2 separate regions of the Mus musculus genome follow, and region 2 is linked to region 1. The links are chromatin loops, found by intact Hi-C in ENCODE. Cell type or tissue: heart. All regions are shown on one strand. Links, peaks and the distances in the headings refer to the core of each region. The heading gives the core; the rest is flanking DNA.

The links. A loop is a pair of places that touch in the nucleus more often than their neighbours do. Peaks named below come from ENCODE experiments on the same cell type or tissue, not always from the same donor. Only the 100,000 strongest peaks of a DNase experiment are listed, where the experiment ranks them.
Region 2: a loop joins it to region 1, with 7 times the contacts of the local background. A loop is called at or near these places in 6 of 42 quality-filtered maps.

What each region holds. Positions count from the first base shown.
Region 1 is chr3:90,204,836-90,221,101 of GRCm38, reverse strand. Nup210l (nucleoporin 210-like) reads right to left here. Exons shown (of 40, transcript NM_029937.2): 37 at 13,618-13,819; 38 at 10,644-10,748; 39 at 9,272-9,346; 40 at 8,951-9,185. The coding sequence ends at 9,085. Rps27 (ribosomal protein S27) reads left to right here and starts at 7,454. Exons shown (of 4, transcript NM_027015.4): 1 at 7,454-7,492; 2 at 7,801-7,909; 3 at 8,058-8,168; 4 at 8,349-8,435. The coding sequence starts at 7,487. The coding sequence ends at 8,377. It overlaps Rab13 (RAB13, member RAS oncogene family), which reads right to left and starts at 318. Exons shown (of 8, transcript NM_026677.4): 1 at 80-318. The coding sequence starts at 203. In heart, for the core only: a CTCF peak has its summit at 5,065 (motif pointing left); a DNase peak (open chromatin) is centred at 7,411; H3K4me3 peaks cover 3,566 bases; H3K27ac peaks cover 1,722 bases.
Region 2 is chr3:90,071,047-90,087,312 of GRCm38, reverse strand. It overlaps Tpm3 (tropomyosin 3, gamma), which reads right to left and starts at 14,662. Exons shown (of 10, transcript NM_001293748.1): 1 at 14,463-14,662; 2 at 13,468-13,593; 3 at 734-867. The coding sequence starts at 14,579. In heart, for the core only: CTCF peaks have their summits at 8,937 (motif pointing right) and 9,701 (motif pointing right); DNase peaks (open chromatin) are centred at 7,022, 7,762, 9,842, 10,182 and 1 weaker place; H3K4me3 peaks cover 5,700 bases; H3K27ac peaks cover 4,965 bases.

The DNA of each region.
Region 1 (16,266 bases), core at 3,717-11,716:
TAGTCTTTCAGGAGCCGGTGTATGAGGGTGGGCGGGGGTGGGGTGGGTCTGGGGTCTGGGATACAGCCTGTGGGCTCACCGATGGTAGAGATGTAAGTGCTGTTGAAGTTGTCCTCTGCAAAGCGAATGATCAGACAAGTCTTGCCCACCCCCGAGTCCCCGATGAGCAGCAACTTGAAGAGGTGGTCGTAGGCTTTGGCCATGGCGGACACTGGGGGCGCCGGGGGAGGGGTCGGGAAGAGCCAACACTGGTAGGCGGGATCCGAGGGTTGGCAGGCAGAAACCGCCGGAGTCCCAGCCAGGAAGTTTTCCTCCCTCTCCGCCCAGGCCCCGGGAAAAGAAGAGAGGCGGCCCTGCTCTCGGCTCCACCCCTCTTCGCCAGTGGAGAGGCCTGTCCAGCTCCAGCAGTCCGGGCGCTGCCTCCCCAGCCTCGGAGGGCCAGTTTCCCTAGCCCTTCCCATTGCCTTTGGCTAGCTGTCTTTCCTCTCTTTTGACCGAATTGGAAAGAATTTCAAAGAGATTAGGGGAAGAGGGAAAGAATTTTACCAATGGTGAAGATAGGGGTGGTAACTGGAAATTGGTAAAAAGCTGAGGCGCTATTCAAAGGCTTTTGAGTTTATGATAAATGTCCTAGGATTTTCTGTCAACAATGCATTACTTAAGACTACGAATCCCAATTCCCTTTGAAAAGAAGCGGGTTAGGAGGTTAGTATGGTGGATCAATCTGCCCCCTGGTGGAGCACAGTGAAGAACTAAAACGATAAAAATCAGCCTCATCAATTACACTCAAAACACACAGAGCCGAGTCACAATCTGGAGCGAGCCTTGAATTCAGTAGCACAACCTGCACCCCAAGGCCTGGTAATCCTATTGCCTCTACCCCTCAAGTATGAAGATTAGTACTGTGGAGCCACCATGCCCAGCTTTTCATCTTTATTTACTTACTTTCTTTATAGCGAGTGTTTTGCCTACATGTGTTTATTCACTATATGACTAGCATGCCTGCAGAGGCTACAAGACAGCAACGATCCCCTGAAACTGGAGTGTCTAGAGGTGCTGTCATGTGCCTGCTGGGAACTGAACCCAGATCCACTACAAGAGCAGCCAGCTCTTATCATCTTTCCAGTCCCGTTAGAAAAAGAAAGAGCCGGGCGTGGTGGCGCATGCCTTTAATCCCAGCACTTGGGAGGCAGAGGCAGAGGCAGGCCGATTTCTGAGTTTGAGGCCAGCCTGGTTTACAAAGTGAGTTCCAGGACAGCCAGGGCTATACAGAGAAACCCTGTCTCGAAAAAAACAAAAAAAAAAAAAAAAAAAAAAAAAAAGGAAAAAGGAAAAGGCTTTTCTAACAGATGAGTCCTGGCTGTGGGAAAGTGTCTTTATTTGTTTGTTTGTTTGTTTTTAAAGATTTATTTATTTATTATATGTAAGTACACTGTAGCTGTCTTCAGACACTCCAGAAGAGGGAGTCAGATCTCCTTATGGATGGTTGTGAACCACCATGTGGTTGCTGGGATTTGAACTCAGGACCTTTGGAAGAACAGTTGGGTGCTCTTACCCGCTGAGGCATCTCACCAGCCCTTTATTTGTTACATTATGTTTGCCATAATCTATGTTTCCATTTGTCCTCTCACAAATACAATGTATCAGTTACTCCCCCCCCCCCCAACACACACACACAAAATACTTGACAAAACAACTTATGAGAGAGGCTTACAGAAGGCAGTTCTGTCATGACAGGAGGAGCATGGGGCATCTGGTCGCTTTCCATCCAAACTCAAGGAGAGAGACGAATGCTGGTGCTCACCTCACTCTCCTTTTTTATTCGGGAGAGTGAATGGTGGTCCTCATTGTCAGGTAGGCTTTTCCCACCTCAAATAATCCAATCTAGAACTTTCCTCCAGACATGGCCAGCCATTGGATACCTAGGTGATGCTAGATCCTGTCAAGTTGACAATCCATATTAACTACCACACACAAATAACTATTCAGTTTATTTTATTAATTAATTAATTCATTACATTTATTTGTATGTGTACACACACATAATGTTGTGTTTTATAAAAAGAAAGAGACCAGAGATATGTTTTGTGGAGACGCAGTAAGGTGTGGGTGGAGGGGAGTACCTCTGCCAGCCCATGCTGAGGCATCCCTTCCCCCTGAGGTACCAGCCACACCATGCGATGGTATAGTATAGAACAGAGTTTATTCAGGGTATTGGGAGGGAGCTTAAGGGGAGAGAGAGAGAGAGAGAGAGAGAGAGAGAGAGAGAGAGAGAGAGAGAGAGAGAGAGAGAGAGAAAGTAGAAGAGTAGAGGCAAGCCATGAGCACATGGAGAGGGGGGAGTGGAATGGGGAGAGAGGAAGAAGAGGGTAAGGGAACAAGAGCAAGAAGAGAGAGCAAGAGAGTGAGGAGGGGGCAAGCAGCCCCTTTTATATTGAGTCAGGCACACCTGGCTATTGCCAGGTAACTGTGGGGTGGAGCGTAGAGGAACTGCCAACAACCCATGCCATGGTGAAAGTGTGGCAGTCAGAGGACATGCTGAAGGATGCTTAACTAAACTTCTCCAGAGCCATCTCACCATTAATTTGAGGCAAGGTCTGTCTGTATTGCCCAGATCAGTCTCAAATTTGAGGCTCATGTAATCATGTGGACTCAGCCCTTCAGTAGCTAGAACTACCAGCATCCACGGGTACCACTGTGCCTGCTTCAATACACCAATCTGACTATTCTATTTTTTCAATGGTGTTGGGAATTGGTCAAACCCAGAGCTTTGTGCACACTAGGCAAAGTACTATTCTATTGAGCTTCAATTCCCTTCTATTTATTCCCTCAGGGCTCATTGCATTTCAAGCTATAGCACAGACTTGAATCTTTTCTGGTTTTCCTCAGTGACTAATCCTGACCTCTAACTCACACTGATGTCCAGGTAGGGTGGATTTGCAGTCCCAGCACACGGGAGACAGAAGCAAAATGAAAGTCAGACAGAAGCATGACTAAGGTCAGCCTACTCTTGGTTGGGAGTTGCAAGCCAACCAGGAGACCTTGTGATTGCTAATCTTGGTTGCCAACTTGACATACCTGGGAGGAGGAAACTTGAGGAATTATCACCATTGGATTGGCCTGTAGACTTATCTATGGGGGAATTTTCTTTATTATTATTTTTAAAACATTTAGACAGGATCTCTCTCTCTCTCTCTCTCTCTCTCTCTCTCTCTCTGTGTGTGTGTGTGTGTGTGTGTGTGTATGTGTGTGTATTTTGCCCGTGCATGCTTGTACGTGTAGCATATACATGCCAGGTGTCCTTGGGAGGCCAGAAGGTGGTGTTGGATCTTCTGAAACTGGAGTTACAGATTACAGACAGTTGTGAACCTTCATGGTTGCTAGCCACTATGTAGGTGCTAAGAATCAAACCCCTACCCTAGTAGGGAAGAGCAGCCAGTGATGCTAACCTCAGAGACATCTCTCTCCAGCCCCAGGCATTTCTCTATTGCTAATTGAGGTCAGAGAGCCTAGCCCTATATATGGGAGCTACCATACCTGGACAGGTGGGGCTGCTGTATAAGGAGCTGAATGTGAGCCTGGGAGTAAGGCAGTGGTATTCCTTGGCTTCTGTTTCAATTTCTGCCTTTAGTTCCCTCAATAATGGACTGTAACCTATAAGCCAGATAATTCCATTTCCTCACCAAGTTGCTTTTGGCTAGGATGTTTATCACAGCAACAGAAGAAACTAGAATGGATCCTGTCAAAATCTATGTTGGGGTGAGGTGGAGAGTGTTATATAGCACACACCTTTAAACCCAGTGTATAAACTGACACGACAGCTCCATGGAATGGTTAAGGGGAAAGTCTTTACTGTAGATATGAGAGAAAGCAGCCAGAAGCATTGGGAAGAGTCCAAAGCAAAAAGAGAAAGAAGTAGAGCAAACATGGCCAAGGCTATCTGTGAGAGAGGGGAGACTAGCAGGAGACAGAGAGAAGTGAGCATAGCCTGGCCTAAGAAGGATGAGTAGTTGGGGAAGGGAAGCCCAGAGCTGGAGGGAGTTTAGGGTGGAGGAGGAGGTGGGAAAGGCTAGGGTGCGTGTGGACTTGTGCAATGCATACTTGTGATGGTGAGAGCCTGGAGGCCAGCTTGAACTGATATCCTGAGAGGTCCAATAGGCAGCCCATGTCCCTTTTGCCAGAGGTAAGGGAAATGACTCTTTTTGGTAGGGAACCAGTTTTACAACTTCCTGAGGAATGCTGGCTTTTAACTAGCCACCAGAAATCCCTCAACATACATTCCGGGTTGAGCCTATTTCTGGGTATCTGGCCTGCCTTCTGGAATCTGGGGAACTGGGAGTTTTCCTTATGACCTGATACTCAGCACTCCAGAGGCAGAAGGATCTCTAGGAGTTCCAGGATAGCTTGGCCTACATAACAAGTTCCAGGCCAGCCAGGTATACATAGTGGGAGCTTGTCTCAAATAAGTAATAAGAATAAGCAACCAAAAGCCGGGCGTGGTGGCGCACGCCTTTAATCCCAGCACTTGGGAGGCAGAGGCAGGTGGATTTCTGAGTTCGAGGCCAGCCTGGTCTACAGAGTGAGTTCCAGGACAGCCAGAGCTACACAGAGAAACCCTGTCTCGAAGAAAAAAAAAAAAAAAAAAAAAAGAATAAGCAACCAGCCCTTTGACTGATATTAGTAGTTGATGGGTCTCTGGAGAGTAGATGTTATTGTCTTTAGTGGTCAGCCACCAGTGAGTTACCTGAGTCTAATGGACAGCTTTACCACCATGCCCCTGGTGGCAGCTGTGGTTAAACTCAGGGCATCAAAAAAACAAAACCAAAAGACAGGATGGGAAAGGAAGGAGTTCTGAGGAGCATTGTGGAGAGACAGTGGTGTGGTGTGACCAGAGTGTATTATATACATATATGAAAATGACTTTTAAAAAGAAAAGCTGGGGGCTAGAGAAATGGCTCAATGGTGAAGAGCACTGGCTGCTCTTCCAGAGGTCCTGAGTTCAATTCCCAGCAATCACATGGTAGCTCACAGCCATCTGTAATGAGATGATGCCCTCTTCTGGCGTGTAGTTGTACATACAGATGGAGCATTCATATACATAAAATAAATAAATCTTTAAAAAAAAAAGAGGAAAAAAAAAAAAGCTGGGCACAGTGGTGTGCACCTTGGATTCCAGCTCTCAGGAGACCAAGGCAGGTGGATTTCTGTGAGTTTGAGGCTAGCCTAGTCTACACAGTGAGGTCCAGGATAGCCAAGGCTCTGTAGAGAGAGACCCTAACTTCAAGCAAAAAAGCAAAATTAACCAACCAAAAACAAAAGGTGGGGGTGCATGCAGGGAGAAGTTGGTAGCATGGCTCAGTGAGTGTAAAAAGGCATTTGCCACCAAGCCTAATGCCCTGAATTGAATACTCAGGACATAAGGAAAACAAACGACTAAGAGCTCAGGATGAAGCTCAGTGTACCTACTGTAGAGGTTTTCGTGACCACCTGTGGGGCGTCAAATGACCTTTTACAGGGGTCATGGAAGACCATTGGAAAACACGGATTCTTACAATTTACAACAGTAATAAAATTACAGTTATGAAGTAGCAACAGAAATAATTTTATGGTTGGGGCAACCACAATATGGAGGAACTGTATTAAAGCAAAAGGAAGATTGAGAACCACTAGGGTAGATGACTGCCTGTCCTGGAATTCTCTCTGTAGACCAGGGAGGCTTCAAATTCACCGATCTGCCTTGCCTCCTAAGTTATGGGATTAAAGGAGTGCACCACTACTGCCAGAGGCCAAGACCCTTTCTTCAAAACAAACAAAAAAGCTTGGTGGTACAGGCATACTAGAGTCAGCACTCGGGAGGCAGAGGCAGGCGGATCTCTGATTTCAAGGCCAGACTGGTCTACAGAGTGAGCTCCAGGACAGCCAAGGCTACACAGAGAAACCCTGTCCCTGCCTCCCCCCTCATCCCCTGCATTTTCATACTTCTGCTCACATGATAAATTGCAGATGTACAAGTATTATAAGAAATTATTTTCAGTCTAGGAAAAGGAATGAATTTCTTTCTTTCTTTTTTTTTTTTTTTTTTTTTTTTTGAGACAGGGTTTCTCTGTGTAGCCCTGGCTGTCCCGGAACTCGCTTTGTAGACCAGGCTGGTCTTGAACTCAGAAATCCGCCTGCCTCTGCCTCCCAGGTGCTGGGATTAAAGGCGTGCACCACCACACCTGGCCATGAATTTCATTTTTAAACCTAGAATCTATTTCCCAAGATATCTCTGCCATGTATATTGCCAAAATCCAAAATCAACATGCATTCATTTAAGCATGGACTATTTATTTATTATTTTATTTATAGACACTTGAATTCAGAGATCCACCTGCCTCTGTGTTGAGCAGCAAACACACAAATTTGTACAATGTGGTAATGGTTACAGCAGCTCCATAGTTAAATAACATACTTTTTGTTTTGATTTGGTTTTTAGAGACATCTCTTGTAGTTCTGGCTGTCCTACAACTTGCTAGATCAGGCTGGCCAGAACTCAGTCTCTTCCATGCTTTGCCAGAATGCAGTGATAAAGGTGTGACCAACCTCGTCTGGCCTTTAATTAGCACTTTAAAAGCAATGCACGTGTCAAGTGGTGTAAGGATATTTGATTTTATTCCTCAAAGGTAAAGAATTGTAAGAATACAAAGTCGGGCTCTATCTTTAGCACTGGAAAACAGCAGCAACAACAAAACAATAAAGGTAAACAATAGGGTTAGCTGCAGTGGAGCAAATATGAACAGGATTTGATTTTGTTGTTTTTTCAGACAGGGTCTCCTGTAGTCCACTCAGACCTCAAACTTGCTAGGAAGCCCAGTGCCTAGAATGATTTTGAACTCCTCGTCCTCCCGCTTCATCCTCTGAAGTTCTGAGATTCCAGCCTTGAGCCACTGACAGCACCACTGCGCCCTGCCCAGTTTACGCTTTGCACATTCTTAGCACGCACTCTACCTACCAGCGTAGTACACCCCCAGCTTCAAGCAGGTATCTCATTTTTTAAAAAAAAAAACCTATTTACGTCTAGAATTATTAATCAGCGTAAATCAAACCAACTGGAAAATGGTAAAGACTATCAATAACTAAAAATGTCATGGATAAAAGCTTCTCGCTGGTGTTCACCTGTGATGTTCCCATCACACTCCAGCTGTCAAAGCGTAGTCGGAAACTACGTGAGAAAAAAGTATCCATTTTTCTCGCCACAGCAGCTAAATTCTGAACTCAAAATAGAAGCTAACTCTCTCACCATGGCTACGCGCCCGCGACGCGAGGAGCCTTTACGGACCTTCTACAAATGGCAGTCAACGGGCATTCCGTTGCATTCGAACAGAGTAGAAGACCTTCCGAAGATGGCGAAGCAACACGGCTCGTCACTTCCTGTCCCATATCAGATATAAGGAACAGGATTTCCGCTTTCGCTCCTTTCCGGCGGTGACGACCTCCCTACGAGAACATGCCTGTGAGTTCCTTGGTCCAGGTTTCGACAGAGAACTCGCTCTTGGGTCCGCACGGTCCTCTTGCGCTAATTGCGGGTCCTACAGGGTCCACATGTGCGCTCTGCGTCTCTTAGGACAGTAACCAGAGCCGCGGCGGCCCACGGGTCAGCCGCGTAGACGGGAGCGGAGAGGAGATAAGATGGCGGCCCAGCTACGCAGACACCAGGGGCGGCGAGGGGCGAGTTCTCCTCGGTGTGTGCCAGTGGGGGCTCTTTCCCATCATCTCTTTCCTCCATTACCTTCTAAGTCTTTGCATTTCTGCCCCTTTTAGCTCGCAAAGGATCTCCTTCATCCCTCTCCAGAAGAGGAGAAGAGGAAACACAAGAAAAAGCGCCTGGTGCAGAGCCCCAATTCCTACTTTATGGACGTGAAATGCCCAGGTAAGGAAGTGGTTTTCAGCTGTGCGGGAAAACTAAACTGTACTAATGGTTGTAACTTAATTTTTGATTTTATTACGAGTTCAGAAGTGGTAACTTGGAGAGGAATAAAAGAAGTTAACATTTTTCTTCTCTTTTTTTTTCTTCCCAGGATGCTATAAAATCACCACGGTCTTTAGCCATGCACAAACGGTAGTCTTGTGTGTTGGCTGCTCCACTGTCCTCTGTCAGCCTACAGGTGGAAAAGCAAGGCTGACAGAAGGTGAGTGGTCTCAGTGTTGGGGTTTTGTTTGGCTTTGGGGTCCTAAGGTGAAAGGCTGAGTAGAATGCAAGGCTTCCGGCTGGTAAAGCCAGCTGCACTCCTGTTAGGAAGGTTTAGCACTCTGCAGATGAGGCAGGGTCAGTGGCAGGCAGAAGTAACGTTTGCATCTTTTTCTTCCAGGATGCTCCTTCAGGAGGAAGCAGCACTGAAAGCCCCTGATTGAAGATGAGTGGGAACCTTCCCAATAAACACGTTTTGGATATATAATGTTTGTCTTGTTTAACTGGTAGCAAGTGGTGCCTCACATATCCCAGGGCAAACAGAAGAGTGGTCCCTTTGGGGTCAAGTAAGTGGCCAAACACCTAGAGTCCATTGGGGGCATTTTTATCTAGATTCACTGTATAAATCTTAGACCATGGTTTAAAACTGGTGATAGTGTATAATTGGGCTTACTCTTCTATGTCTTTTTGGTAGTAACTTTTAGCAATGGTTATTGGAAACATTGTGTCATACAAAGGTGTGTGACAGTGGGGACTGTCTTTATTTAGGGATAATGGTACCCAGGCTGCTTTAATCCCAGTGCCTGAGAAGCAGAGGGTTACTGTTTTTCTGTGTGTTGTTGAGATGGCCTTAGGTAGCTTCAAGTGTATGTGACAGGATACCTGTCAAGTGATGGCATTGTAGGTGTGTACTGCTGTTGCGGTTTTTGTGGTGCTAGGAACAGACAGACACCGAGGGCTTCGGGAATCCAGCCTCAGAAATGTAATCTTTACACACGTGACTTAACCACCTAGGAGCTTTTATTTATACTTACTACAAACTTGATCTGGAGGTTTAGTTTTGTAGTTAGCTACTAAACTTGTGCAGGATTAGGCATCTCCAGTCCTCTACAGTTAGAGGGACGCTGACTACTAGGTTAGTGTTTTATACTCCATAACCAGTGTTGTAGCCGACTCTGCACTAGTGGTGGCCGTGAGCTCAGGAAGTGAGGGGGGGAACATGTGGCCGTGTAAGAACCTAGGAGAAAAAAAAAAGCGAGACAATCAAGGTGGTAACTTGGAGACGGACATATCTGAACTTGCGGAGTGAGGGCAGGTCTTTACCTGGCTGAGTTGTTCCTGTTGTTGGCACATAAACAACTGGAATAGTCTGAACCTTGTTCAGGAAGGCATTGTGTGCTGGAGAAAGGAAATGCCACAAAAAGGGCTTATGTGATTGTGCGCTTGCGGAAAGGCCTCAAAGATTACAGTCCATTCAGAAGTGAGATTTAAGGGCCAGCCAACAGACTTTAACAACAAGCCTGTCTTAAGTCCCCAAAACCTACATGGTAGAAGAGGGAGGTTTTTTCCCAAGTTGTCTTTGACTCCCACACTTGTGTCAGGGCATGGTTGTGCTACCTTCTTCCCTAACCCAAGCAAGTAATTGTAAGAAAAGGTTTTTTGTTGTTGTTATTTTGTTTTGGTTTTTTTCCAGACAGGGTTTCTCTGTAGCCCTGGCTGTCCTGGAACTCACTCTGTAGACCAGGCTGGCCTCGAACTCAAGAGATCTGCCTGCCTCTGAGTGCTGGGATTCTGGGATTAAAGGCGTACGCCACCACACCTGGCTGTAAGAAAAGTTTTTAAATAAAATGAGGTTTAAGTGTTAGTATAAAAGGAATGCTTTCAGTTAGTCTACCTCTAAACTGCCCTGTATGCTGATACTTAGAATTACCTAACCAGTACAAATATAGTATAACAGCTATAGTATATTTGCAGCATGTACTGTAGGTGTTAAAAGTAATCCAGAGATGGTTATATGAGATGCATAGGTAGATTCAGTGGAAATGCTCTTGAATGCTTGAATTTTTTATAATTCTGGTAGGGTCTGGATCCAGCTTCTTCCCAGTTATTGGAGAATACAAATGCTCCCCTTAGGTGGATTTTTCTTACAGCCTTTGGCTAAAAATACCTGTGTGGGCAATAGTGATACTGGCTATTCTATGTGCATTAGTTTAATGCATCTATGTGAGGGTGTTAGATCTTGGAAGTTATAGAGAGAGGTGGGCTGCCATGTGGGTGCTGGGAATTGAACTCAGGTCCTCTGGAAGAGTAGTCAGTGCTCTTAACTGCTGAGCCATCTCTCCAGTGCCTATACTATTTTTTCAAGACAGTTTGTGTGTATCCTTGGTTGTTCTGTAAGCTGGGATTAAAGGCCTGTGCCACACCCTGAAAGTTGACATCTAATCTACATGACATGAATTAGTTGTGATAAACAGCTAATTTTTAACTTTGGTTTTGAAAGTCAGAAGTATACACATGCCGGGCAGTGGTTGGTGCACGATTTCTGAGTTTGAGGCCAGCCTGGTCTACAGAGTGAGTTCCAGGACAGCCAGGGCTACACAGAGAACCCCTGTCTCAAAAAAACCAAAAGAAAAAAAAAAAAAAAAAACCCTGTCTCCAAAGCAAGCAAGCAGGAGTATACAGGCATACTCCTTACCTAGAAAGATGAAAGAAGTTGATGCCAGCACAGCAAAGAGGGTAAACAGGAGGATCTGGTAAGAACCGACGAAGTTCTTGAAGACACCCGAGTCTTCACAGTGATCTGCGTTGCCGTAATGGGACATAATGGGATGATTACAGTAACATCCAGAATAGATGTCTTTGAAAATGTCCTAAAAAGCTTAAGAATATTGGCATGCATCTGTAATCCTAGCATATAGGTAGGTCCACATACCCTGTCTGAGAAAACCAGAGGACTAGTGGTGCTGGTGCTTCCCTGAGACCCCACACCAGGGAGGATCTCACATCAGAAGACAGTGTCAACTAACAGTGGTACTGTCTCAGATCCCCTGCTGCCCTGCAAATGGAATTCAGATTGCAGCTCTTAGAAAACTGAGGCTTTGGCTGGAGAGATGGCTCAGCAGTTAAGAGTACTGACTGTTCTTCCAGAGGTCCTGAGTTCAATTCCCAGCAACCACATGGGGGCTCACAACCATCTGTAATGGGGTCCAATGCCCCTTTTTGGTATGCCTGAAGACAGTGTACTTACATTAAATATTTTAAAAGATTGCTTTAGGGGCAGGGGTGGAAAAAAAAAGATTGCTTTATTTTTTAAAAAAATTATGTGAATACACTGTCACTGTCTTCAGACTCACCAGAAGAAGGCTTCAGATCCCATTACAGATGGTTGTGAGCCATCTCTCCAGCCCTAAATAAATATTGAAAAAAGAAAATTGAGGCCTTATCATCTTGTCCTTTTGTTTTTTGGTTCAGGAGTGTGAGAATCTTGTGTCCTCCCAAGTCAAAGTCTGCTGCTTGAAAACTTGTAAACTTGAAGCCCCGCCGGGCCTGGTGGCACACGCCTTTAATCCCAGCACTCCAGAGGTAGAGGCAGGTGGATTTCTGAGTTCGAGGCTAGCCTGGTCTATAGAGTGAGTTCCAGGACAGCCAGGGCTATACAGAGAAACCCTGTCTCGAAAAACAAAAACTTTTAAAAAACCCCAAAAAAAAACAAAAACCAACTTGAAGCTTCAAACTTGTGGCTTTATGCAGATTTAGTTTATATTTCTAATTTGTATGCTGGTACCATGGTACATACATGGAAGTCAGGACTTTTCTAGACTTAGACTTAGTCGGTAGACAGGACAAGTGCCATCTTGCTAGCCTGCTGATTCAGGTTCTGACTCTGTTCCTTATCTTCATGCTGTGTCTAGAGAACCTTTTACAGTAAGGTGGTGTGTACCCTCCCTCCCCTCCATACACACATTCCTGGCTGCATGCTAGATTGCCATGCAGCCAGGAATGACCTTGATATTTTGATCTTTTTGACTCTTACCTCAAGTGTTGGGATTATAGACATAGACTTTAGCCAGTTATCTGAGGTGCTTGCTAGGCCATGTACCCAGGGCTTTGCATACACTATGCAAATACTACCTGGATTACTTTACAGACAAAGGTTTTTTTTTTTTTTTTTGAGACAGGGTTTATCTGTGAAACAGATCTGTCTGCCCTCCACTTGTTCTGTAGAGCAGGCTGGCCTTGAATTCAGATCTGCCTGTCTCTTCCTCCTGCGTACTGGGATAAAGGGATGTGCCAACATGCTTGGTGTGCTGGATTTGTTTAAGGCCTAACTGCCTTTGCCTCCCTGGTGCTGGGATTAAAGGCATACGCCACCCCCTGCCAAACTAAGACTGGAGTGTTATGTACCCACAGGCCCTTGTGGTTCCTGTTACATTCCAATTGCATACCTGCTTGTGATCCTAGGCAGAGGCAAACCTGTCTACTTCCAGGCCAGTGAGAAACTGCCAGTCTAGGTGCCTGAGGCATGGCACACTGAAGGTTGACTGTTTCCATTCACACTCAGTGTGAATACCCACACATGAACAACAAACCCTACAGTTACCTCTTACCATATGTTGCTGTTTATATAAATATTTTCTGGGTCAAGGACCAAATAAATTTGAGCAGAATATTGTAGCATTGCCTAAGCCCATGTTTGGTGACCTACCTAACACTTGATTTCTGGACATTTTAATGTTTGGTGGGGATCAGATGAGCTCACATGACTTAATGAATGAGCTGAAGATGGGTTGAATGTTATAGCTGCTTCTACCTGGCAAGGCTGCATTGGTAAGTTGTATACTTCTTTATCTTTCAAATGCTGGGGTTACAGCTTTGGGCCACCAGGGTCACCGTGCTCAGCCTAAGTATAAAATACATTTGAGGCTGACAGTGTAGATCAGTTGGTACAGTGACTGCCCTGTATCATGAAAGTGGGGAAGATGAGAAGTCAAAGGTCATCCTACCTTCCTACATTCGGAATTAAAGTCCGTCTCCTGGAATACACAATAACGATAAAAAGGTCTGAGTACTGTATACCTAAAGTTGCAGCATTCGGGATGTGTAGGTCCTTAGGAACATGGCTACAAGGAGCTGCAGGTACAGGGTGAGACCTTGTCTTTATGAAAACCAGGGAGAGCAGTGTAGACTAGGGAGCCAGAGATCTGAGCGTGAGTTCAGTTCTAGCCTGGCCAACGCTTAGTGAGACTCAGCCTCTAGAGCAGAAGGCCCATTGTGAATACATTCCTTTCCCGTGTGGATTAAAATTCGTTCCCAGTGGGGCTGGAGAGATGGCTCTGTGATTAAGAGCACTGGCTGCTCTTAAAGAAGTCCTTAAGTTCAATTCCCAGCAATTACATGGTGGTTCGCAACCATCTGTAGTGGGATTTGATGCCTTCTAGTGTGCATGAAGATCACATACTCATACATAAAATAAATCTTAAAAAGTCCCCAGAAAGCCGGGCGTGGTGGCAGACACCTTTAATCCCAGCACTTGGGAGGCAGAGACAGGCGGATCTCAGAGTTCAAGGGGAGCTTGGTCCACAGAATGAGTTCCAGGACAGCCAAGGCTACACAGAGAAACCCTGTCTCGAAAAAAAAAAAAAAACAACAAAAACGACCCCAGAGCTCACCTGCACCAGATGCATCTTTTGCTCTGACTATCACAGCTTCTTGTTGATTGGTCAGTGCACAGGAAACATTAATGAAAGCGGGTGATGACATCTGCTGGAAGGCAGTGAAGTTGACTATTCTTACTAGGTAGACAGTTAGGCCTGTCGTGAGCATTGAGTGCTTATAGCCAGACACTGCTAGAAAGGGGGAGCTGTGGAAGACCTTGGAGGAAAGAGAAAATACTTGTTTCAAAGAAGACAAATTAGTGTTGTCTCTGTTAGTACAAGAATTTTCAAGATTCAGCTAGCCAGCCAGTAAGTCATTCGCTTTTTCACCACTGTGGATGTAGTTAAAAAGGGACAGGGACAGAACAGTTCTTGCTTTGCAAGCATGAGGACATGTATTAAATCCCCATCACTTATTTAACAAGCAGACTGATGTAGACTTCTGGTGGTGCACGCCTTTGATCCCAGCACTCGGGAGGCAGAGGCAGGTGGATTTCTGAGTTCGAGGCCAGCCTGGTCTACAAAGTGAGCTCCAGGACAGCCAGAGCTATAAAGAGAAACCCTGTCTCAAAAAACCAAAAAAAAAACAACAACAACAAAAAAAAAACAAGCAGACTGAGATAGTCACGGAGCATGCACGTCTCAGCAGAGACAGGCAGTTTGAAGTAAGGACATGGTAAGTTCAGACAGCCAGGGCAAGGCAGAGAAGCCATGCTTGAAATAAAAGCTAGCTCTTGGGAGGCCCAGACAGGAGGATCCCTGAAGCAGGCTCCAGGTTCAGTGAAGCCAGCTCATAAAGCAAGGTGGCATCTTAGTGCACGCCTTTAATCCTACCACTCGACGCAAAAAGGAGTTCGGGGCCAGCCTGGCCTGCATAGCACATAGCAAGCTCCAGGAAGAAGATCCTGTCTCAATAAAAACACGGTGAAGGGGGGCTGGAGAGAAGACCCAGTGGCTAAAAAGTCATAAGGACTGGGGTTTACATCCCATCACTTAGGTAACAAAGCAACTCAGAAATCCACCTGCCTTTGCCTCCCAAGTGCTGGGATTACAGGCGTAAACCACCACGCCCTGCTCCAAGCCCGAGGATATGAGTTCAAAGACTCACATGACAAAGAAAAATGACTCCTACCAAATTATTCTCTGACCTCAGTATGTTCTGTGTGGCATAAATAAAAATGTAATAAAACATGTTTAGAAAGAAAATATAGCTGGAGGTAATAGACAAGGACACCCAGACCCTCTTCTGGTCTCCACACACATGCCTATGTACTCATACACAAATACATAATGTTTTAAGAAAAAATAGGGTGGAGGTGGCATTTGATCTCCATAGTCTAGAGTAGAGGGCGGTACATGTGTTAATTCCAGGGCAGCCAGGGATATTCCTTGTCTTAAAATGTGGTGAGCTGAGAATGTGAACACACACACACACACCTTTAATCCCAGCGTGAGAGAGAGAGAGAGAGAGAGAGAGAGAGAGAGGTGGTGGGTGAGGGACAGGCAAGAGGATCTCTTGAGTTCTCAGACAGGCAAGGTTACATACACAAATCTTGTTTCAAACAACAAACGGCACACACACACACAACAACACACACGAGCGATTGAGAAAAACTTTAATGTATACAAAAGAATAAAATGATGCAAGCTAAAAGGCTAGAACATTTTATATAGCCCAGGCTATATAAGTCTTTGAATTTCCTTTGAAGCTAGGGGTAACTAACTCTGGGCTTCTGATTCTTTTGCCTCTACTTCTGAGTGCTGGGACTAGCACTAGGTAGGGTGCTAGGGATGTACTATATCACAAGGACTGTAGTTTTAAAGTGGGAATGTTTTTGGAGTTGGTTTTATGTAGCCCGGGCTGGTCTGGATCTCCCAGCAGTCCTGCTTTACTATCCTCTTGGGTGCTAAGATTTATAGGCTCATGACACCAAACATGCTTTTAGACTGGAAGTCTAAAGATTGTTTTTAAAGTAGCATTTATGCCGGGCAGTGGTGGTGCATGCCTTTAATCCCAGCACTTGGAAAGCAGAGGCAGGCGGATTTCTGAGTTTGAGGCCAGCCTGGTCTACAGAGTGAGTTCCAGGACACAGCCAGGGCTATACAGAGAAACCTTGTCTCAAAAAAACCAAACAAAAAGCCATTTATATGGCTATTGAGATGACTCAGCAGCTAAGAGCACTAGCTGCTTTCCAGGTTGAATTCCCAGCACCCAGATGGCAGCAAACTATAACTCCAGTTTCAGGGGTTCTGACACCTTCACACAGACATATACACAGGCAAAACACTAATGTACATTAAATTTATTAAAAAACAAAAGCAGCATTATTATGACTGCTCTTCCAAAGGTCCTGAGTTCAAATTACAGCAACCACCACATGGTGGCTCACAACCATCCGTAATGAGATCTGACGCCCTCTTCTGGTGTGTCTGAAGACAGCTATAGTGTACTTATTTATAATAATAAATCTTTGGGCCTGAGCAAGCAGGGTTGACCGGAGTGAGCGGGCTGACCAGAGCAAGCAGAGGTACTAAAATCAATTTCCAGCAACCACATGAAGGCTCACAACCATCTGTACAGCTACAGTGTACTCATGCATAAAATAAATCTTTAATAAAAACTTATCTCAAAGTATTTTAAAGATTCTCTAATAGCAGCTTAAA
Region 2 (16,266 bases), core at 2,955-10,954, 130 kb after region 1:
ACCTGTACCATTTAACTGAAAACTTTTCCTTATAAAACAAACAAATTTGGGCCAGGGAATGGGATTTAACAATAGAACAGGTGCCTGGTATTTGCAAGGCCCGAGTTCAATTTGCATAGTATAAAATAATACTAGTAATATAAAATCACTACCATTTAAAAAGTAGGTCTCAGGGGCTGGGAGGGTAAGTCAGTGGTAGAGGATGTGCTTAGCACAGAAGGTAGATACTGTGTTCAATCTGCAAAAACAAAAGCAGGTCTAGACCAGGATACGGTGGAACAGGCCTGCAATCCCAGCAATTAAAAAGTGGAGGCGAAGCCCAGCATGGTGGCGCACACCTTTAATCCCAGCACTCAGGCGGCAGAGGCAGGCGGATTTCTGAGTTCGAGGCCAGCCTGGTCTACAAAGTGAGTTCCAGGACAGCCAGGGCTACACAGAGAAACCCTGTCTCAAAAAACCAAAACCAAAACCAAACAAACAAACAAAAACAAACCCAAAGAGTGGAGGCGGGAGGCTCAAGAGTTCAAAGCCAGTCTGGGTTACATGAGACCATGCCTCAAACAAAAAACACAAACAAAACAAAAAACAGGTCTAGTGGAAAATCCAGGTCAGAGCCACTATCAGCTTTACTGTCTGCAGTGCCAGGGATGGAACCCAGGACACCTCAGGCCAGGCAGGAGAGGGCTGCTCCACCCAGAAGCCCCGCCGGCCTATTCTTTTGGGATTCACACACCTCTCACTCTCATCAGCAGCCTTCTCTGCTTCCTCCAGCTTCTGCAAAGCAGTGGCAAGGCGCTCCTGCGCACGGTCCAGCTCCTCTTCAACCAGCTGGATCCTGCGGTTCAAGGAGGCCACCTCAGCTTCAGCCTTCAATCAATGGGAAATGGAAAACAAATCAACTTCTGGTGAGAAAACCAACTGTAACAGAAGGCTAGACCTGACTACTATGAAGAAGCCAGTCGTGTAGGTAAGATAGAGCCTGTCTTGCTTTAAATGCTAAAGATCTAACTACATGATTACTAATCAGTTTCCTCCTTCCCTAGCTAAGAACTCCCATTGGTTAAACAGGAAATGTTTTGCTCATGTGAACTAACCTCACGTAGCCCACGCTGGCTTGAACGTGCCATGGAGTACCTCCCAAGTGTTGAGATTACAGGTATGTTCCACAATGTCCAATTTATGCTGTGTGAGGGATAGAACCCAGGGTTTTGTGCATGTCCGACAAGCACTCTAACAAAGGGGTGGTACCCTCAGCCCTGCAGAGCATTCTAAAATTCAGTTCCTTATCCACACAGTATCATTTTTTCTCTTCTGGACTCAATTCAAATCCCAGAACCTATAAGGGCCAACAAAGCCGGGTGTATTGACACACACCTTCAATTGTGGCACGCAGGAGGCAGAGGCAAGTAGGTCTCCCTGAGTCTGAAGCCAGTCTAGTCCTAGTCTACACAGTGAGATCCTGTCTCAAAAAAGCAGCTAGAGGAGACAGACTTCTCCTTCAATGACAGCTACTTCCAGTTTTCAACTCCAGATCCTCCTGAGTGTTGGGACTACAGGCAAATGCCAGGATACCCGGTGTTTAGTATTTCTATCATTTTATATTTCTCTATGTATACCAGTTTAACCTTGTGATCTCCTTCCCCGAACACACCAGGAAGATGACCAACTAATGCCTTCCAGACAGCTCTCCAGACAGGAAAGGGAAAGGACGCAAGATTGGGCTCTCTTGGGCTGCAAAGATGACTCAACAGCTAAAGGTACCAGATGCCAAGGCTGAGGATCTGAGCCCTACTTCTGGGAACCACACGGGGGACAAAGAGAACTAGTCCCCACAAACTGTCCATCTTCCCCCACCCCGCCCCTTCAGTGTGTTCCCTTATAAAAAACAAACAAGAACCCTAGCTTCCACCTAGCGCCACGCCTCTGGCTGGCTGCCTGCCTTTCTATTCTATGCCTCTAACAACCTCCTACTAAGCTTCACTGGACTTCAGTACAATTCCTAATAGTAACTTCCCTGGCTTCATATGCAACAAAGCACACGCTCAAGTCCAAGTAAGTCACCAACATAGCTGGTCTACTGTCAGTCTGGAAGGGGTTCTCACAGATGGGATTATACGTGGCCACAATCTAGCACTCTGAAGACAGGGTAAGTTCAATGCCAACGTGGGCTACCCAAGGAGACCCTGTTTCAAACAAATAAACACCACCCCAAATTTAAGATCTTTGCTACACATGATGACGTTCAAACGCTTCTATCCCGGTGAACTCTGGCTCCCCTCTCCAGCCCAGACTGTGCCTGAATTCCATTACCCTGGTTTCCTCTAACAGTCAAGGGTGGTAGCAGCTGGAGAATCTGGGCCATCAGCCCTACAGGGAGGGATATAACTGGATAAGATCCTGCTAACAGTCAGGATTGGAACAAAAATTTCCACATACAAACACAGGAGAGATTGGGGAAGGAGGCAGGAGACCAGGATAAGGGAAAAAAATTAAACTGAGAAGTCTACATAAATTGAAATTCCTGAGAAACCATTTGTGTTCCTAACTCTACCATTCAGAACACCACAAAGGCAAGCATTCTCTAGTTCTGTCTCTTCTAGGAAAACAGATGTCCTGGAAGACAACACAGATTTATCCTCACAAACTCAACAGGGCCAACCAGTCCAGAGCAAGCCAGGCTATCAGACCAGGGCTGTGATACACTCACAATACCACACAGTACTTACCCCTTACGACGGTTACAACAAAAACATGAAAAATGCAGCCTGAGGGGCTGGAGAGATGGCTCGGCAGTTAACAGCACCAGTTGCTCTTACAGAGAACCCAGGTTTGATTCCCAGCACCCACACAGTGATCCACAACCATCCATAATTCCAGTTTCAGAGGCTCCAAAGCCCTCTTCTGACTTCCATGGGCACCAAACACATACATGGTACACATACATACACCACACAGGCAAAAACACTGATTCACAGAAAAATCAATAAACCTGGGGGTGGGGGGAATTAAAGAGAAAAATGCAGCTGGATCTGCAGGAAGCACATGAAATGTTAAGTCCCTTTCCAGCTCCTAGTTACCCAAACTGGAAAAAGATAACAGGCTCTGGGGGCAGGGTATAGTTCCCATGGCAACAAGCTGGCTCTGGCACTTTCTTCTACCAAACAGCATTTACAACTGAATTCTTCACAAGGGTGGAAAAAGAGGAAGAGAAAACACCTCTTGGTGCACTTGCAAGAGCAAGCCTGTGTTAGAAGAACCAAAGATTAAGGAGTCCCAGCAAAAGCTTCAGCTGATCCAGAGGGTGGTAGGTTTAGGGCAGAAAGTTCTACTTCTTCCCTATAGCTGAGCAGTTCTCTTTACAAGGAAACAAAAGGCTGCAAAAATCAAAATCTGATACTCCCTCCAGAGGAATACGGAAGACAGCTCACACACCGCTCAGGTCAGCAGGCCACACCAGCTCCCGGGGCAGGCTAGCCTGAGTTTGAGAAACACTACACTCTATGGTTTTTTGTTTTGGGGTTTTTTTTTCCCCCATTATTCTAGATTTCACCTAATGCCCAGTAGAGCCTGCCTACCTCCCCACAATTTAGAGGCTACAGTGTGAGGTCTTCCATTCAACAGTAACAGGAGTCTCCATTGTTCAGGAAGCAAAATTCGGTGGTGGAATGCAGCAGCCATTTGGTCACATTAAAAGATGGCTGACGGCAGTCTTGTCTATGACAGAAGTTTTAGTTTAAATGCTACAGTGGGCTGTCCTCCTGTGCAAGCCTGACAACCTGGATTTGATCCCCTGAACCCACAGAATGGTGAAAATGGGACTCCACAAAGTTGCCCTCTGACCTCAACACACGTTATGGCGCGTGTACGACCCACAAACATTACATGCATACTCGATAGTAGTTTTAATGTGAAAAGAGGCCCAAAGCATACCACATCCCTTAATGTAAGGAGCTGCGAGAGCTGGTAGGCAGAGACAGAGCAGGGCCAAGGACAGACGGGAGAAGTCTAAATCTGGCACTCTGCCACACTGGGGTTTCTCGTTTTAGATATAAAAGTCACAGGTGTAATTCAGGATAGACACAGTACTAGAAAAGCCAGGCCCATGCTGAAGAAAGGACTGCTGTGCCCTGTGTTCCCATGCATGCCTCTCCCAGTGAGCTTGTCCTGGGGAAATTCTACCAAGGGGCAGGAAAGCTGGGAATTGAAGTTATCTGCCGTCCCAGAGTCAACAAAGGTGGAGTCTAGCAGAGGCACTCAGAGCAAAGGGTTGTTTGCCTCTCCTGGAGCAGTGTGCTCTGAAATGGGGGGCAGAGGAAGGCAAGCAGCAGCCAAACCAATCCAAGCCTCTAACAAAGAGAGGAACAAACACCCAAATATCCTACCCCTCCTTCGGAGACCAAGAATTTAGGCTCAAAGTTAGAACCTGTGTTCAAAGCCCACTCTTCTTCCCTTGGTGTTATTTCCAATGTTTTAAGGCACAACAAAAGGAAAAATCAAAAATACTATGGGAAACTTGGAGAAATATATGTGTGTGTGTGTGTATAGTTTGATTTTGTTTTTTTCAGAGACAGGGTTTCTCTGTGTAGCCCTGGCTGTCCTGGAACTCACTTGGTAGACCAGGGTGGCCTCGAACTCAGAAATCTGCCTGCCTCTGTCTCCCAAGTGCTGGGATCAAAGGCGTGTGCCACCACTGCCTGGCAGGAGAAATTTTTTTTTTTTTTTTACGCCCGGCGAAATATTTTTTAAAGGGTAAGATGAACCATTCACTTAAAAATGGTTACAGTGAGGCTGGCAGGATGGCTCAGTAGGGAGAGCTGCTCTTGCAGACCTTGGCTCCTGGGACCAGTCCAACATGGTGGGGTGGGAGTTGCATCCACAAGTACTGGCAGTTCCAGCTCAAGGGGGTCAGACACCCATACTTCTGAATAAAATTAGTACTAAGAAGGAAAGATAACAGTGGAAACGCAGGCTTGGCAGTTGAACCCCGGAGGAGACTATTCCAGAGGCAAAGCACAAGGATCGGTTGAGTCCAGAACCCAAGGCCAGCCGGGGCAGGTAAGTTTTCATGTTAAATATGCATCTTTTTATCGCTAACAATAAGCGCACTTAATTTTGCACTGTCACCTGTTGAAGTCTAGACAAAGCAGGGTGTAGCTGAATGGTAGAAAGCTTGCCTGGGGTAAGGCCCAAGTCTGATCCCAGCACAGCTTAAAAAACAATAGAACCCTCTTACTAAATACAAAGGAAATTCAAAACTGAAAGTAAAACTTCGCAGGCAGCAAGCTATACTCTAAATGGCCTGTCCTACCTCAGAACCTCACATCTAGCTTAACAAAGGCAACTTGGATCCCCACACAAAGTGGAAAAAGACAGTCTACTAATATCACAATAAAGGATCCCACCAGGTACTGTGGCAGGAGACTACAAAACCCACATTCCAGTGGCCCTAGAAGAGGTGACTCAAGCATCCCCCTTCCTTCTGTGACTCTTCAGTAGAGGCTCAAAGTTCGAGAGTGCAAAAAGTCAAAAGCTCACAAAGATACTAGTTTCATCAATATTTAACTACCACCCTACTTCCTCCTTCCGAGGACTTCCTCAGGAGACTTCTGTGAAATAAGCACATTTGGTAAGCCCTGAACATGTGCAAACACTCCCTCCTGTGGTTTATATCCCAGAGACATCACACAGAAGAAAGGAGTGAATGCCAAATGTGCCTACAAGGAAAAGGACCAAACTGGGACAGACAGACAGACAGACAGACACACCCTACCTACCCTAAACCACTCCCACACTTAGACATCAGCCTAACACTCTGCAGCACATGGCCAATTCTCTCCACCACACTCTCCATTTTCCCTTCTGAAGACTTCCTCATTTCTACAGCAATCTCACTAGACTTGATAAGGAGAAGTTGCAGGCATGCCAGGAGTGGCCAAGCAAGCCCACAGTAATTCCAGCACTTGGGAGGCTTATGCAGGACTGCTGGGAATGCAAATGGACACCCTGTCTCAAAACAACCATACTGGACGCCTATGGAAAGACAAGCTGTCCTCTCTATGCCCAGTTATAAAGCATTTTAATAAAGTTAAAACATTATCTTGGAAGGGAGCTGTGGTCTCCTTTTCCACACTCATCCCTTTTGCCCCCTCAAAAATAGTTACTCCTCAAATGAACATCAAAAGATTGAAAAGACACCAAAAGCAAGAGCAATAAAGAACTTCAAGCCCGGTGTGGTGGCACACGCCTTTAATCCCAGCACTCGGGAGGCAGAGGCAGGCGGATTTCTGAGTTCGAGGTCAGCCTGGTCTACAAAGTGAGTTTCAGGACAGCCAGGGCTACACGGAGAAACCCTGTCTCGAAAAACCAAAAAAAAAAAAAAAATATATATATATATATATATATGTATGTATATATAAAACTCCAGTAAGCCACTGAGTTCTTTTTCATTAGGTCCTAAGCAGGAATCCATTCATCCCACTAACACTTTCAGTTGAACAAAAACCACTGTACTGGGTTAACTGAGAAAACAGCCTCCCCCCCCCCCCCCGAAATCAGCAGCGCCACTCTCTAATCTGTTCCCATCCTCCAGTGTTCCAATCAGTCAGAAACCTTAAAACTGGCGTGGCATCTGACTCTCTGCTACACACTCCCTTATCAGCCAGCTTAGGAGGAATGTTCAAATTTGTACTGCTCACATTTCAGGCCTGAATCTGGCAGAAGTTCCTGCCTTCCAGGTCCTGATGGGCAGGGTCTAGGAACTTTGCTGGCTCCGACATTTGCTAACAACGGGCGAAGTAGCAGCTCCTCTCCCACTTCACAAGTGAGGGGCGGGAGTGCCAGTTAGTTAGGAAAGGTCCCCAGGCTCGAGGATGCGAGGAGGTGGCGCGGCCTTAAGCTCGACCAGTGAGGGAGGGAACCGCGCTTCCTCTCAGCCAACTGCTGGCTCATTTCCTGAGCAGGAGGAGGAGGGAGCGGAAAAGCCGCCAGTGGGCCAGGTCGGGGGCTTTCCGGCGGCTCCCACCTCCCACCCTCATTTTTCACAGGTTACGCTCGGCCCCTCCCAGCCCAGAGGAGCGCTCACTTCTACCCCTCAGACCGGAAACCTCAGGCGAGAGTAAAAGGTCCCCACCCTTCGCAGAGAAGTGGGGGAGGGAAAGGCCGCCGAGCCCCTCCCCTGACCGCGCCCGGCTCCGAGGGACCGAATGAATGAGCTGGGGGGAAAAAGGGAGAGGGCAGCCCGCGCCGCGCGGGGCTCGATTCTTTCCAGGGTCTAGCCTGCTCGCGTGAGCACTTAAGTTTCCTCCGCATCCGCTTACCGGGCCATCGTAATCGAGTCCCACCCAACCTTAGGACTCCATGACTAGTCCGGGTTTCCAAGGCTCCATGGAGCTGAGCACAGCAGAGGGACGCCGAGCCCTTCCCTGCTGCGCCTCGGCTCTCCGTGCGTACCTGCTCCCGGGCCCGCCTTTCTCCCTCCACTTCCCGCTGGAGGCGCTCGGCCCTTTCCTCCGCATCATCAGCTTGCTGCTGCAGAACCTGGATCTTGCGCTTTACCGCCTCGATGGTGGTGGTCCCGGCCATGGTGCCTACAAGCTGCTTCTGGAAATCAGGTTCCTACCTCCTCCGCTCGGCGTTGTAGCCGCTTTTCACCCTACTTCCGCCTGCTCCGCCCTGAAATACCGGAACTCACTCATACGCCGGGATGTGACGCCGCCGCCACCGCGCGTCCTCCCCCTGCCAAGCAGGCGGGAACGCAGTCCACTCGGGCAGCCCGCAGAAAGTGAAGGGTGGAGCCTCCCAGTAACCCTAGGCGACCACTCAGGGCCGTCTTTCCTTAGTCCAGTAAAGGGGGCGGGGTTTGGTAAGGCTACCATAGTAACTGAGAGGCGCTTCATAGTCTAGCCTCACCCACCAGGCTGTCTCGTAACAATGGCTGTCCCATTTACTAAAATGGTGCTGTCGTGAACACTTACGCAGTTGACCCCTCTCTTATCCGGTGCCTCCCTACCACTGCGTCTGCTCCCGCTCCGCAATTTAAAATATCCCATGTGCTTCCACTTCTACTCAGTCTAGGACAGATTCCAAAACCAGGTTCTGAGACAAGCCTAGACAGAAGACTCTAGCCTTCACCTTGCAAGGAGTCCCAGTGAGGTCCTTTGAAAATCTATTAGGAGGAGCTGTGGATATTGCTCAGTTTGTAAAGCACTAGCCAAGCACATTCGAAGCCCTGGGCTGAATCTCCAGGAGCACTTAAACTAGCCTAGTGGCACGTATCCATAAGTACCATTCGGTACTTAGTGGGTGAGACAGAAAGAGCAGAAATTCAAGGTCATCTTTGGCTACAGGGTGAATTTAAGGCTAGTCTGAGCTACATAAAACGCTGTCTCAAAACAACCCCCAAAACTGTTGAGACAGTTCTCTCCCATCTGGAAGTCAATAAAGGAACTACCAGATGGAAGAGATGGGCAAGTTGGCATTCTGTTAGGATCAGCTCGGGACTTAGGTGTTTTGTTTGAATATCAAGCTTCTCTCCTGTAGCTTTTGAGAGACTCCATACAAATGAGCAGTTAACATGTCACCCTCTTTGACCCCTGGAATGATTTAGGACTTGGTAATTTAATATCTGTGTGCAATCCCTCTTGTAGACAAGATATTTACACCTCTAACATATCCTTGGTGCAACAGCAAAACGATTGTGGAATCTCACCTCTAAATTGTAGTAACTTTCATTAGTTTTACTTTGGCTTTCAGGTACTCCAAAGAATGAGTTAAAAACTACTTCTACAGGACCTACCATTCAGGATTTCTGGAAGCACAACTATAAAGAGGTTTATTTTGTTTTCCCTTTGCTTCTCTAGGTCTTTTGTTTTGTTTTTTAAGATTCATTCATTTATTTATTTTACGTATGAGTGCTCTATCTACATGTGCACCTGCATGCCAGAAGAGGGCATCAGATTACATTATAAATGGTTGTGAGCTACCCTATCTTCGCTGGGAATTGAACCCAGAGCCTCTGGAAAAGCAGCCAGTGCTCTTGACCACTGCGCCATCTCTCTGGCTCCTGCTTCCCGAGTTTTTGTTTGCTTGGCTTTATTTTTGTGTTTTGCGATTGTATCTCAGGTGGTCCTGACTGGCCTCCAACTCACTTTTGTAATTTTGGGTGGTCTTAACCTCTGGGTCCTTCTGTATCAGCTTCCTGAGAACTGAAATTTCAAGTGTGAACTATCACATCTTTATTTCTCTGGATTTCTACTGCCTTCTCAGTAACTAACAATGACAAATCCCTCCTTTGATAAACCTCTTCCCTTCCCTTGAGAAATAGGATATAGAGAGGATTTAGAACTAAGAATATTAACTCGGGGCTGAGGATTTAGCTCTGTGGAGTCTCTGGGTTCAGAAAACACTTATATCTGGTTCTAGGTCTCAGGCTGTTCCTTTCTTTTGGGGAAAAAAAAAAGATTGCTGAACAATGAGACTATTCACAAAAAAAAAAAAAAACTTGAACAAACAATAATTTTCTCAGCAGCGTATCCTGTACACATTGATTACTCCCCACTTCCCCAGGAACTAAGACAGAAGACAAGGTTCTGGCATGCAGGAAAATTGTTTTGATGGCCTAAGTATTTCTCAAGCTTGTTTTGAGTTAAGTTTCATCAGAGGAGCTGCTGGTGAAAATTTTTATCATCTGAGTTCTGACCAGCAGGTGGCACTGTTGTACCTCCCTGAAACCTTAGACCTGCTCAAGGCCAATCAAAGTTGAGACAACACCAAATTGCATTCCAGAGGCCGGTTCCTTTGTACAGATAATCTCCTTGTGATCTAGGGAAGCAGATGAGTTGACTCCCGGTAGCTTTCAGAGGCATGATGGATTGGCAGCCAGAAGACCAACCAGGGCTATTGTTTTCCTAGTGACAAACAATGCAGCATACCAACAGGTGTCTGTGACCATCCCTGTCTCCTATTTCCTCATCCTTCCCAACACTTGTTCCTAAAAAAAGGGTGTTGTGACTCTTGTGTCCAGAGTCCCACCCCTTGCATTCCTCTTTCTCCTATTTGTCCCTAAACAGCTTCTAATTTCATCTTGGCTTAAGAGCATCTTATGGCTGGGATGGTGACCTGCCGCACAAACCTGAGGAACTGAATTGAGTTCCCCAGCATGCACAGAAGAGCCAGCTGTGGCTCTGCGCATCTGCAATCCCAGCACTGGGGGAGGGGCAGGGGAACAGAAACAGGCAGATCCCAGGGCTTGCTGGCCAGCTGGCCTCAGTGAGAGACCCTGGCTCCAAAAACAAGACGGACAGATATACAGGAAGGCATCCAATGCCTATCTCTGCCTCCAGACCCTCACAGGCAAGCACACACATATAAACAATACACACACACAAGGATCTTACACATGGTTACACAAAATATAAATACGTTCTTACTGTCAGCAGAGTGTAGCATAAACATGGTTAAAATTGCATATTTTGGGGCTGGAGAGATGGCTCAGTGTTTAAGAGCACTGACTGCCCTTCCAGAGGTCCTGAGTTCAATTCCCAGCAACCACATAGTGGCTCACAGCCATCTGTAATGGAGATCTGAAGCCCTCTTCTGAAGTATACTCACATACAAGAAATAAATAAGTCTGAAAAACAAAACAAAACAAAAACCTGTGTATTTTGTGTATGTATATTTTGCTACAACTTAAAACTATAACAGTAGCTAATAAACTCTGGGAAGAAAAAACAGGATTGGGCTGACCTTGCCACACCAGTGCCCTCTCTTTGTTCAAGCAGCCCTAAAAAAATCCCACACATTCAGGAAGGCTTCTCAGATAACCAAACTACTAGTGTAGACACGTAGCAGTTGGCTCCCTCATTCCTGTTTACTTATTTATTAATCTCAAGGTCGGAGGCTAAGCTGTTAGCCCTTTTTGTATTAGACAGAGCACCCTCTCCACAATGATGCACACATTCCGATCTTCGTTCTCTAAGTAAACCTCAGCGCTCTTCCCTGGTCCATGCTCTTCTCAGCTCCTACAGACACCCTCCTTGCTTTCTTGTTCTCTTCAAAGCAAAGGTCAGCAAAGTTTTAGTAAAGGGCCAGATGGAATGTCTGGCTTACAGGTCATGTGGACTCTATAGCAGTTATTTTATTGCACAGGAAAAAAAAAAAAACACTAGACATGTGTTCTCATAATACTTTACTTCCAAAACCAGTCTGTGGCAGGCTTAGCCCACAGGTGGTACTTGGAGAAAAGATGCCTTTCTTCCTGCTTCTGTTTCAACAAATTTCCCCCTCTTTTTTGTTTATTTGTTGTAGTTTTGTTTTGTTTGAAACAGATTCTCTCTCTATAGCCATAGCTGTTCTGGAACTCACCATGTAGACTAGGCTGTCCTCAAACAAAGATCTGCCTGCCTCTGCTGCCCTGCCCAGTCAATTTCTTGTTCTTGTATGGATCAATGAGAGGTACTTACTGAGTATGTGAGAAGGTAACAAAGGAGACAGGAGTAAGTTGAGGATTTAAAATAAGACAAAATTTTACATATTTAAATTTTTTTAGCCAGGTAGTGCTGGAACAGAGAGGGAGCAGCTTGTACCGGACAAGACTTTTAGACACTGAGGCTGCCTTTAGTGCTTGTCACCAGATTTGCATCACTAATCTCTGGTATTGTATATTCTAACACTCACTACACTGAGACTTTGAAAGAGGACAGCCTGGGCTAAAGAATGGCTCGGCGGGTAAGAGCACTGACTGCTCTAACAGAGGTCCTGAGTTCAAATCCCAGTAACCACATGGTGGCTCACAATCACCCATAATGAGATATTATACCCTCTTCTATCTGAAAACAGCTACAGTGTACTTATATCTAAATATTAGTAATAATAAATAGTTATATATAGTAAATTAATCTTGTTTTGTTTTGTTTTGGTTTTGGTTTTTTTTTTGTTTTTTGTTTTGTTTGTTTGTTTGTTTGTTTGTTTTCAAGACAGGGTTTCTCTGTATAGCCCTGGCTGTCCTGGAGCTCACTTTGTAGACCAGGCTGGCCTCGAACTCAGAAATCTGCCTGCCTCTGCCTCCCAAGTGCTGGGATTAAAGGTGTGCGCCACCACGCCCGGCTGTTTTTTGGTTTTTTTTTTGTTGTTTTTTTTTGAAACAGTGTTTCTCTGTGTAGCCCTGGCTGTCCTGGAACTCACTCTGTAGACCAGGCTAGCCTCAAACTCAGAAATCCGCCTGCTTCTGCCTACCAAGTGCTAGGATTAAAGGCGTGCGCCACCACTGCCCAGCAAATAAATACATCTAGAAAATATATTAGAAAAAAAAAAAAAAAGAAAGAAAGAGAAGAGCAGATGCCTCCCAGCAAAGACTGAACGTGAGCATCTAAATGCGTCCGTCGGGAGTGATCCACTCTGTCCTTTAAGCTGTTTTCCAAAACCAAACATGATTTAAAATAACATCAGCTTCTAGTTTTCTCCTCACCTGGATGCTGAGAACTGTGTATGATATGCCTGTGTAACTGACATATCCTTTTGTTGTTTTTGTTAAAACCCCTATGGGCTAGGTAAATGTAGCTGGTTGGAGGGCTGAATTTAATCCCCAGCACCCCAAATAAAAAATAAACCATCCTGTGGTACTTTTCTTCAAAGCAGATGTCCTATATAGTCTTGTGTTTCTCTTTGCAGCAAACGTCAGTGTTGGAAATGAAGGAAAGTGGGTACCAAACTGTAGTAGGAGGTGGGCAGAGGCAATTCATTTTCGTTTTAAGAGGGGAAAAGGCTCTTAAGAACTATGTAATTTATTCAGGGCTGTAGAGTAAGATCTAGGGGTACTGCCTTAGCCTGCTTCCCAGTTTCTGTTATAGTTCACCCTTGATACGTCACTGCTCTCCTATGATCAGAGTTCTCTGTAGCATCTCTATGGCATAAAGGCAGATGTCCACCTTGGCTAGGACAAATAAACCCATATAGGGCCAAGGTCAGTGTGACCTCCATTTTCTATTGTGAAATCTAAGCTGGCTTTCTTGGGTAACTGAGAGATGAGAGGCTCCCTATTAATACACACATGCACATGCCAAACCTTGTACACAAAAGCTAAGAATGTGGCATGGGGGGGTGGGGGAGTGGATACCTGAGAGCATGCATCTGGATGTGGAGGCCCCTCCTTTGTCCAGGTTCTGGAAAAGGTCATTAGATTACTGCGAAGGAGGTTGAATAGTGCAGAAATGAGATCTCTCTCTCTCTCTCTCTCTCTCTCTCTCTCTCTCTCTCGTGCATGTGTGCTAGTGTAGAACCCAGGGATCCATGCACGTTAGGAAAGCATGCTGCCACTGAACTATGCCCTCAATCTCAACATGTCTTTGAGTAAGAAAGTATACCCCAACAGAAGAGCATGCCAGCGCATTGTCATGTGCAAGAGTATTATGTTGGCATATGTCCCCACAGTCTATGGGTAAGAAGGCAAATAAGCCATCCCCCAATACTCACGTCGGCTGCCTTCTTCTCTGCTAGCTCCAGCTTCTCCTGAGCATCCTTTAAAGCTTCCGAATACTTGTCCAGCTCATCCTCTGTCCCTTTCAGCTTCTTCTGCATGGTTGCTAGTTCATCCTCTAGCTGGAGCCAGAGCCCAGAGAGTAACACACAAAGACATAAACACAACAGTGTATACTTGGACTCCAAAGAGCACTGAGCCCAGCCCCAGGAGAGACACACTTCTTCAGCCATGCTCCAGGCATCAGGCTATGGCTTCACCTCAGACCCTATAATGTCTGGCCCCAAGGTGACCAAGTCATCTGGTGCTTTAATGCAAGACTGTTGAATGATAAACATCTAGTGGGGAAGCTTATTTCTGTGATGTTACAGAGAGAGACAGAGAGACAGAGAGAGTTGGATCATTCCTTACCCTTTGCTTTAGAAGTAAGACATTCTTCAAAATGTGGTCTACTTCTACTTAAGTCCTGCAGGCACACTGTGGCTAGGAAGAGGCCACCGGCTTTCTCAAGGTCACATGACAGTGCAAAGGGGCTACCCTAAAGCAATGGTGCTCAGCCTTTCTAGTGCTGAGACCTTTTCATACAGTTCCTCATGTGGTGGAGACCCCCACGCATAAAATTATTTTCATTGCTATTTCATAACTGTTAATTTTGCTACTGTTTAAATCATAATGTAAGTATCTGTGTTTTCTGATGGTCTTAGGCAACCCCTGTGAAAGGGTTAATGACCCAAAGGGGTCTCAACTCTCAGGTTGAGAACTGCTGCCCTAGATGTTCAGGGGGAGGGGCTTCATTGAGACTGGGGCATTCCTCCCACCCAAAAAAGAAGCTGGCCCAGTGGTCACTGCCTCTCCCATGAACCCCCTGCCCCTCTGGCTGCCTTGAAACTCAGCCTCCTGAGTGCTGGGATTACAGGGGTGTGTGCCACCATTGCCTGGACCATCTCTGTCTTGCAACCAGCAAGTGGGAAAGGTCCATACCAGCACCTACCTGCTTGCTTCTTTCTTCTGCCTGTTTCTGCTCAGCTTCAGCTTGCTCAGCTCGGTCCAGAACATTCTCTTTGTCTAACTTCAGCATCTGCATCTTTTTCTTGATGGCCTCCATCATGAGCTGTGACCGTTGGTGGGCTCACCTGTGAACACTGGAGAACTGGAGGCTGGGGCCAGAGAGGAAGGGCTGCCACCCGGGTCACTCAAAGTTCCCCAGGTTTGAACCTTTATCTGTGCTTGCGGCTCCACCTCTTCTTCCTAACATGGTCTTTCTAGCTCCCTCCCATCCCTTCACTGTTCCCCTGGGGGAACACAGGGTCAGACACATTGATAGACTGACATCACCAGCAAGAAAAAAAAAATTGAGGAACAGCTGAGGCTGATTTTAGACAATGGAAAGTGGGGGTGGGGGAGGTTCTCCCTGACCTTGAAACTTTCCACTCGTTCTTGGCAGCTCTGTGGGTCCCTCAAAAGTAGAGGAACAGAAGAGGGGGGAACACTGAAGCACAGAAGGGTACTTTAGCAGTTCTCGCCACCAGAGGGGTCCTAGTAGCCTTCAGATCTCTCATTCTCCCCTTGGACTATATTGGATATGGACCAAACTCTACTGGTTTGGTCTTTGGATTCCTGGTATCTAAGGAGCGTGGTCAACAGTGACGATGGGAGGTCACTCATGATCGTTGACAATTCCCCCAGATTGACAGTTGGGATTGCTGGGCTATTTTGGGATTCTCTAATAGGCAAGGAGACATTAGTCTGTAAAGGCCATAGGATAAAGTTGAAGGCCTGGGATCTGAAAGGGTATCTCAGGGTGTCAAGTGGGATGAGAAACAAGGAGGTCACAGAACAGGATCACGTTTTCTCATAGCGACCTTAAAATAGAAGGTCTGACATACTGAAGACTGTCGCTTTCCTCTACTCCTCTTCAACTGCTCCCTCTGTGGCCCCCTCCCCAGCCCGCTGTCCACCATGCCATTATAGTGTCCACCAGCTCTACTTCCCCCAGTGTAGTGCCAGCTATGCTCATAATTCCACTTGGAATCTTGCTATTGACAGGTGGCAATTGATCCCATACACAGTTGCCATATACCCATCTATGCCAGAGGAGTGGACACTGTTCAAGGTGACCGGACTGGAGCTAGCAGAGCAAGTAGAAGTGGTTCTAATTAATTCATAATGTCAAGGATAGTTAGTGTTGAGGCTAAACCACAGCAGTGTGGGACCGGAGTCAAGCATCAGGGTGGGGGCAGGGGCAGAGCCGGCTCCCTCTCGAGAGCCTCCCTGTTAAGAACAGACTGATACTAACAGACTGGGAGGAGAGACTTCCAGCTAACTGTTGGAAGAAAGCAAAGAAAACAAGCACCCCCAATTGAGAGGCCAGTCAGGAAAAGGGGACAAGAGAGAACCAGAGAAAGGACATGTATGGGTTGATAGAGAAGAGGGCAATAGAGAGGAGAAAAAGACAAGAGCAGAAGACAAGGAGGAGAGATACATCCTTTCTACCATAGGGGGCAAGATATATGAAGAGTTGCTCCTCAAATTTCAGCTCTCTCCCACTTCCACATGAGCCTTCCGGGTTAACATGGGCTCTATATACATCTCTTTTAGGAGAGTTGTGGAGAGAAATTTAGTTAGAAAAAGAATCGCCAGGCACGGTGGTGCATGCCTTTAATCCCAGCACTTGGGAGGCAGAGGCAGGTGGATTTCTGAGTTCGAGGCCAGCCTGGTCTACAGAGTGAGTTCCAGGACAGCCAGGGCTACACAGAGAAACCTTGTCTTGAAAAACAAAAAACAAACAAACAACA